2 separate regions of the Homo sapiens genome follow, and region 1 is linked to region 2. Evidence: chromatin loops called from intact Hi-C (ENCODE). Cell type or tissue: breast epithelium. All regions are shown on one strand. Each heading gives the region's core, and the rest is flanking DNA. Links, peaks and the distances in the headings are about the cores only.

The links. A loop is a pair of places that touch in the nucleus more often than their neighbours do. Peaks named below come from ENCODE experiments on the same cell type or tissue, not always from the same donor. Only the 100,000 strongest peaks of a DNase experiment are listed, where the experiment ranks them.
Region 1: a loop joins it to region 2, with 18 times the contacts of the local background. A loop is called at or near these places in 21 of 110 quality-filtered maps.

The regions. Positions count from the first base shown.
Region 1 is chr3:150,391,215-150,394,135 of GRCh38, reverse strand. No RefSeq gene overlaps it. Among named protein-coding and RNA genes, the nearest start is that of TSC22D2, 16 kb to the left of the region's middle. In breast epithelium, for the core only: no CTCF peak of the experiment used is centred there; no DNase peak of the experiment used is centred there.
Region 2 is chr3:150,756,164-150,759,084 of GRCh38, reverse strand. All of the region lies in intron 1 of SIAH2 (siah E3 ubiquitin protein ligase 2), which reads left to right. Among named protein-coding and RNA genes, the nearest start is that of SIAH2-AS1, 4.3 kb to the left of the region's middle. In breast epithelium, for the core only: no CTCF peak of the experiment used is centred there; no DNase peak of the experiment used is centred there; H3K27ac peaks cover 843 bases.

The DNA.
Region 1 (2,921 bases), core at 308-2,807, 370 kb after region 2:
ATGATGAATACATGCTAACTGGAAACATTTTACTGTAGTCTTACTTTATGCTTTTCTACTAATAATGTTCATAAATTCATGAATGGGTGGATAATCTTGGCAAGAAAATGAAAAGGCTTTTAATTGTGTAAAAATATGGATTTGTCTTCTTCTGGAGTTGTTGCTTGCTCAGCAGACACGTGTTGAGTCCTGCTAACTTGACAAGCACTGCACCACTTGCTGAGATTACAAAGATAAGTAAGATATGCTCTGTGGCTCTGGAAAATCAAAAGCTAGTAGAAGATGCCTGTAGTTCATCTGGAAAAAGAGAGCTTATAAAGTTTTTTCTACAATATGACCTCATTTGAACATATGGGGTGCAGTTATTATTTTCCTTATTTTACACAGGAAACTGAGTCTCATGGAGGTTAAGTTATAATGCTCAACTTGTTATTACTTGCCCAGTATCTGTTGTCCCTTAAACAAGGACTGGGACCATGTCTATCTTTTTCATTCTGTAGTTCCAGTACCTAGCACAGTACCTGGCACATAATAGGTGTTCCATTTGAGCACCTATTTGATGGATTAATAAATCCATCAAACATATTTGATGGATAATATCTCCAACAAATATTGGATCATAGGAAAGCATTACTAGCATTAGTCTTCTTACTCTTGAAGTAAGTACTCTTTCACTATGCCTTGCTGCCTCTGTAATTATAAACCTGTTTAGTATTAACAGGATGAATGCTTGTGGTATGGAAAAAGAGCTATATATGCTGCCTAATTTTTTAAATAAGGAAAGAGATTGCCTTTGAAAGGTAGAGGCTGAACACCCTTGGAAAAACAATAGGATAAATCCCCCAGAACTCAGACATCTTGATACTCAACCACAAAACATTCTTTTCTTTATGAAGAAATAATTTGGTCATATGTGTCAAGCTTTCTCATTATTTAGTGGTTTGGAATCATTTTAAATTGGCCATTAGAAGTAATGGCAGCAGGTTTGAGGGTCTAGAAGTATTATATATTGTGTACTTTATCAGTAATTTTTATGATATTTATGAAGCTCAGTATGGCTGATGTTAAGAGACAGGGTTATTAGCACTTCAGAACATAAGAATGGAATTTAAAATGACCTTAGAAAAATTGAGAGGTGTTGATCCTAAATAGGAACACATGTGGGGAGAAAAGACAAATGCACTGTAACTGCAGTATGCAACTGTGTCAGGGAGGAATTTAGAAGACCAAATTCAGAATCACAAAGTATTAATAATTCTTGTATTACATTCTTCAGACTATTACTGGAATACTATGGTCAGTCTCAGTCCCACCAGTTTAAGAGATTTGTAACAAATTGTATGAGATTTAGAGAATATAGAAAATAATTAAAGGTTAGAAATTTAGGAATGTGAAAACATAGAAAATAAGTTGAATTTTAGTCATGTAAGGTCTCAAAATATTTTACCTCTCATGTTTTCATTCTCAGAAGCTACTCAAGGATGTGCTCCACCAAAATGAGGATATGAAGCCAATATAAAGGAAGGCAATGAATACAAGAGACAGGCAAAGGGAGTTCCCAGGACATAAGCAAGGGACGTCCCAGGTAGCAAGTGTGCACCTGGTGTCCAGGGCCATCTGTCCAGGTAATGCATGTTATAAGGTGTAAGGGGAGATATTTTTCAGGAGGGTAAAAATAAAAGAATTCCTGATGCATCTGAATATTTTAAGAAAAAGGGCATGGTAACACATGCCTGTAATCCCAGTTAATTGAGAGGCTGAGGCAGGAAAGTGGCTTGAGCCTGGAAGTTCTAGGCTGCAGTACACTATGATCATGCTTTTGAATAGCCACTGCACTCTAGCCTGGGCATCATAGCAAGACCCCCATCTCAAAAGAAAGAAGGAGAGAAAGAAAAATAAAGAAAAATGGAAAGAGAAAGAAGGAAGGAAGGAAAGAGGAAGAAAGAGAGAAAGAAAAGAAAGAAAAAATGTTAAGCATTTGATGGAGAGTTTGGGGTTAAATTAGTGATATACACAGAGAATATTTGCTAAAACCAACAAAAACCAACTCCAGGGAAGCAAAAGTTTTGGCCAAAACAAAAAGAAGAATTATATATACTACAGAGCTTCACTATAACTAACATAAATACTAAGTATTAATCTAATCAAAATTTTGATGTAAAGATAGTAAGTAGATGAAAAGATGGGAAGGGTGGATGTGTGGGATGGGGTGGGAGAGGGTGGTGAAAGAAAGCTGTGCCCTTGTATTTCACAGTGAGAAGTCACGGAAAATGCCTACACTTGAAAAATCAAATTAGTAACATAAGCAAATATAGCATTAAAAAGTTGTGGAAGTAAACATCAAAACTACCAACCAACAAATTAATCAAACGAACAAAACAAAATTGCTGAAAACATTGAATGTGGCCGCCTTTGGAGTGGAGAGAAATATATTGAGAGGAGGTACAAGGGACCATTATTTTTTATATCAAACCTTATTTAAAGCTTATTTAAACCATGAGCTTGTATAACTTTGGTTAAGGCAAACAAAAATAAATTAAATTATTTAACTACATAAAATATATTTAAGGACCTAATAATCACCAAAAGTAAGGAAATTTGTTTTGTCTCAGGGTGATGACAACTGCTTGTTGTATTTACAAACTCAAGATTTTGGTTTAGTGGTAAGTTCTAGTAAGGATTGTTGTATGGGAGTTTCTAAACAGATGAGTCATTCCCTTTCCTGGAGCTATGGGGGGACTAGCAGTCAACACTCAATAGCCTGGCATGGTTTAGGTGCAGTTATAGAGTAAGGTTGTGTGCATTTCCCTGTCTCATTTGGGTTCCTTATAATTCTGTAGGCCTCCAGCAGTGGTGTGGTGTGAAGACAAAGCACTGGATTTGTAGACACACAGACCCCAAGTCAAATGCCAGCTCAATCA
Region 2 (2,921 bases), core at 164-2,663:
CATAGTGAAACCCTGTCTCTACTAAAAATACAAAAATTAGGGCCAGGCGCAGTGGCTCACGTCTGTAATCCCAGCACTTTGGGAGGCTGAGGTGGGTGGATCACCTGAGGTCAGGAGTTTGAGACCAGCCTGACCAACATGGAGAAACCCCGTTTCTACTAAAAATACAAAAAAGTTAGCTGGGCATGGTGGCACATGCCTGTAATATCAGCTACTCAGGAGACTGAGGCAGGAGAATTGCTTGAACCCGGGAGGCAGAGGTTGCAGTGAGCCAAGATCACGTCATTGCATTCCAGCCTGGGCAACAAGAGTGAAACTCAGTCTCATTAAAAAAAAAAAAAAAAAAAATAGCCAGGTGTGGTGGCAGGCACCTGTAATCCCAGCTACTCAGGAGGCTGCGGCAGGAGAATCGCTTGAACCCAGGAGGTGGAGGTTGCAGTGAGCTGAGATTGTGCCACTGCACTCCAGCCTGGGTGACAGAGCAAGACTCTGTGTCAAAAAAAAAAAAAAAAAAATGGAATGTCTAATAGTGTATGGCTTTCTTCCGCTTGGGGTATTTTTTAATCCATTCTGTGGCTTGTTCCATGCCTGAGAACTTTTGACATCCTGTGCCCAGACTTAAACTCACCCCTTCAGTGTGTGGGTTTAGGGGGAGAAGTGAAGGTTGACACATTCATATCAACAACATAGTCTACTTTACCATCCAACGATGTATTTTGATATCAGCCAAGTATTTCTCTCTACAACTGTGAGCAATGCTAATCCACTCCAGCCTTCTTACACTGTAATGATACCTTTTCTTTGTCCTCTCTGAAAGTTTCTAGTAGCATATCTCCAAATAATTATTGAATTTGAAAGCCTCAGCTGGACAAGTCTTCTCTGTGGTTGAATTGTGACAATGTCTGTGTTCCTTAAAAAAATAAAAAATAACATAAAACCAAGTAAGGTTAGACAAAACAGTTGAAAGTTTAAAATCCCTTGGCCTCATCTAGTTCAGTGGAGACAAACTTTCTAAATGGGAGGAGGGCCATGTAATGAGAGGAGAGGAGAGGAGAGAAGTATTTGATGCACTCATGGCCTCAGGGTCAGGGAGACCTGGAGGAGCAGTGGAGATGGTGGAGAGCCAGAGAACAGGTGCCACCTCCCAAGAGGCAGCCTTTACTCACCTCTGGCTGATTGGTGGGGTTGGGGATGTGGGTACAGGCATATCAGACCTTTAGATTTTTTTCAAGAAAAGCCAGAAATCTGGATCTTTTTTTTTTCCTTTAAGAGATGTCATCTCACTATGTTGCCCAGGCTGGTCTTGATACTCCTGAGCTCAAGCAATCCTCCTATCTCGGCCCCCCAAAGTGCTGGGATTACAAGTGTGAGCCACCGTGCCCAGCCTGGATTTTTTTTTTATGTTAAATATCTCGATTTTTTTTCTAGCATTGGCTGACTTCACATGTATAACCACCACTTGCAGACAAAGCGAACCACCACGTCTCCAGGCCAAATTCCAGCTGCCAGCATGCAGCCTCTGATCTGATTCTCTTGTAGAAGCATTCCTTGAGCCTGGAAGTTCTCATTTAACTCTTGCCATACATGAACTTTGGAACTCTGTTAGGCCCTAACTGTTGGTGATTTTGTAGCTTGTTTTCTTTTCATCTTCATTTTGCCAAGAGAATATTATTTTCTGGCCATCAGGAACCCTCAGATGATGGCCTTGTGACTAGATGTTTGACTCTATACAGGTCAGTTTCTTTTTTGCACCTGAGGGTCTTTAAGAGAAGGGATTGGACTAAATGATTATCCCAAGGTTCTTTCTTACCCTAAAATTTTAAAATATAGTAAGCGGTCCCAGTGAAAAGAACGTGAGCCAGGAAACAGAAGACCTGGGTTCTCGTCCTGGCTTTGTGTGACTTTGGTCCAGTCACATACTTCCCTGACCCTGTTTGTTCATCCATTAGAAAGAACGGAGATGACGCCTAGTTAGTGGGTGCTTGGAAATCAGATTAGAAGTGCTGTTGAGGGCTTTTGCTTCACCATATGGAATGGAATATGGGGGGTATTGGGGTGGTTGGAAGGTTGCAATGGGGGATCACCTGGAAGCAGGAAGCACAAGCCGATTAGCCAAAAATACTTTCAAAAATTTCTTCCTAACCCCCAGAATTCTCCTAACACAAAACTATTTACTTTGGAAGTTGTCCCTGAAGTCCTCACTACTGCCTGACATGGGCAAGGTTGGCCCATAAAAGCACAGAGTGAACTGGCAAGGACCAGAGTCCACATACATTAACTCCGGGGCTCAAGATTTTAAAGAACAAAATTGATAATACACCTTTCGTTGTAGTTTACTTTTTGTATAAAGCAGAAGCATTAGAATACTATATGGCAGTACTTAAGCTTAATGGTAATTCCACACATAACTGGCCAAAGATTTTTCACAGGTCACCATGACCTGGAACTAGAGTAAATAGTTATCAGTGAAAGTTGAGCCTTAGTATAACCAGAACAGAGGCTTACCAAAAGTTACAGCAGGTCTGGCCTATAAAATACCAGCCCAAGATTGGGATAGACTCTCCCGTTCTGTGGTAGAGCTGTTTTTTGAAGCCCCATTAAAAAGTACTGTATACATGAATATAGTGAGGCTTCACTGTAAAATGTCTTAAGCATCAGATTTTGCTTCTGACAAAATTTGTGAGACATGGCCGTTCTTATTCAAACCCATAAGGTCCTCACTCCTTGAAAGGGGCACGTAGCAGATACACATTTGCTAAACTGTGTACCAGTGCCAGCATTTGGAGCCACTGTGTATTGCTGGCGAGTTTTTCAGGACATGATCATACACAGGGTATTTGAATGTGGTTCCACGCTGGACATCCTGAAAAGGAAAATAAGAAAGTCTTCCTGATCAAATGTATCTTTATTTTAAGATTCGG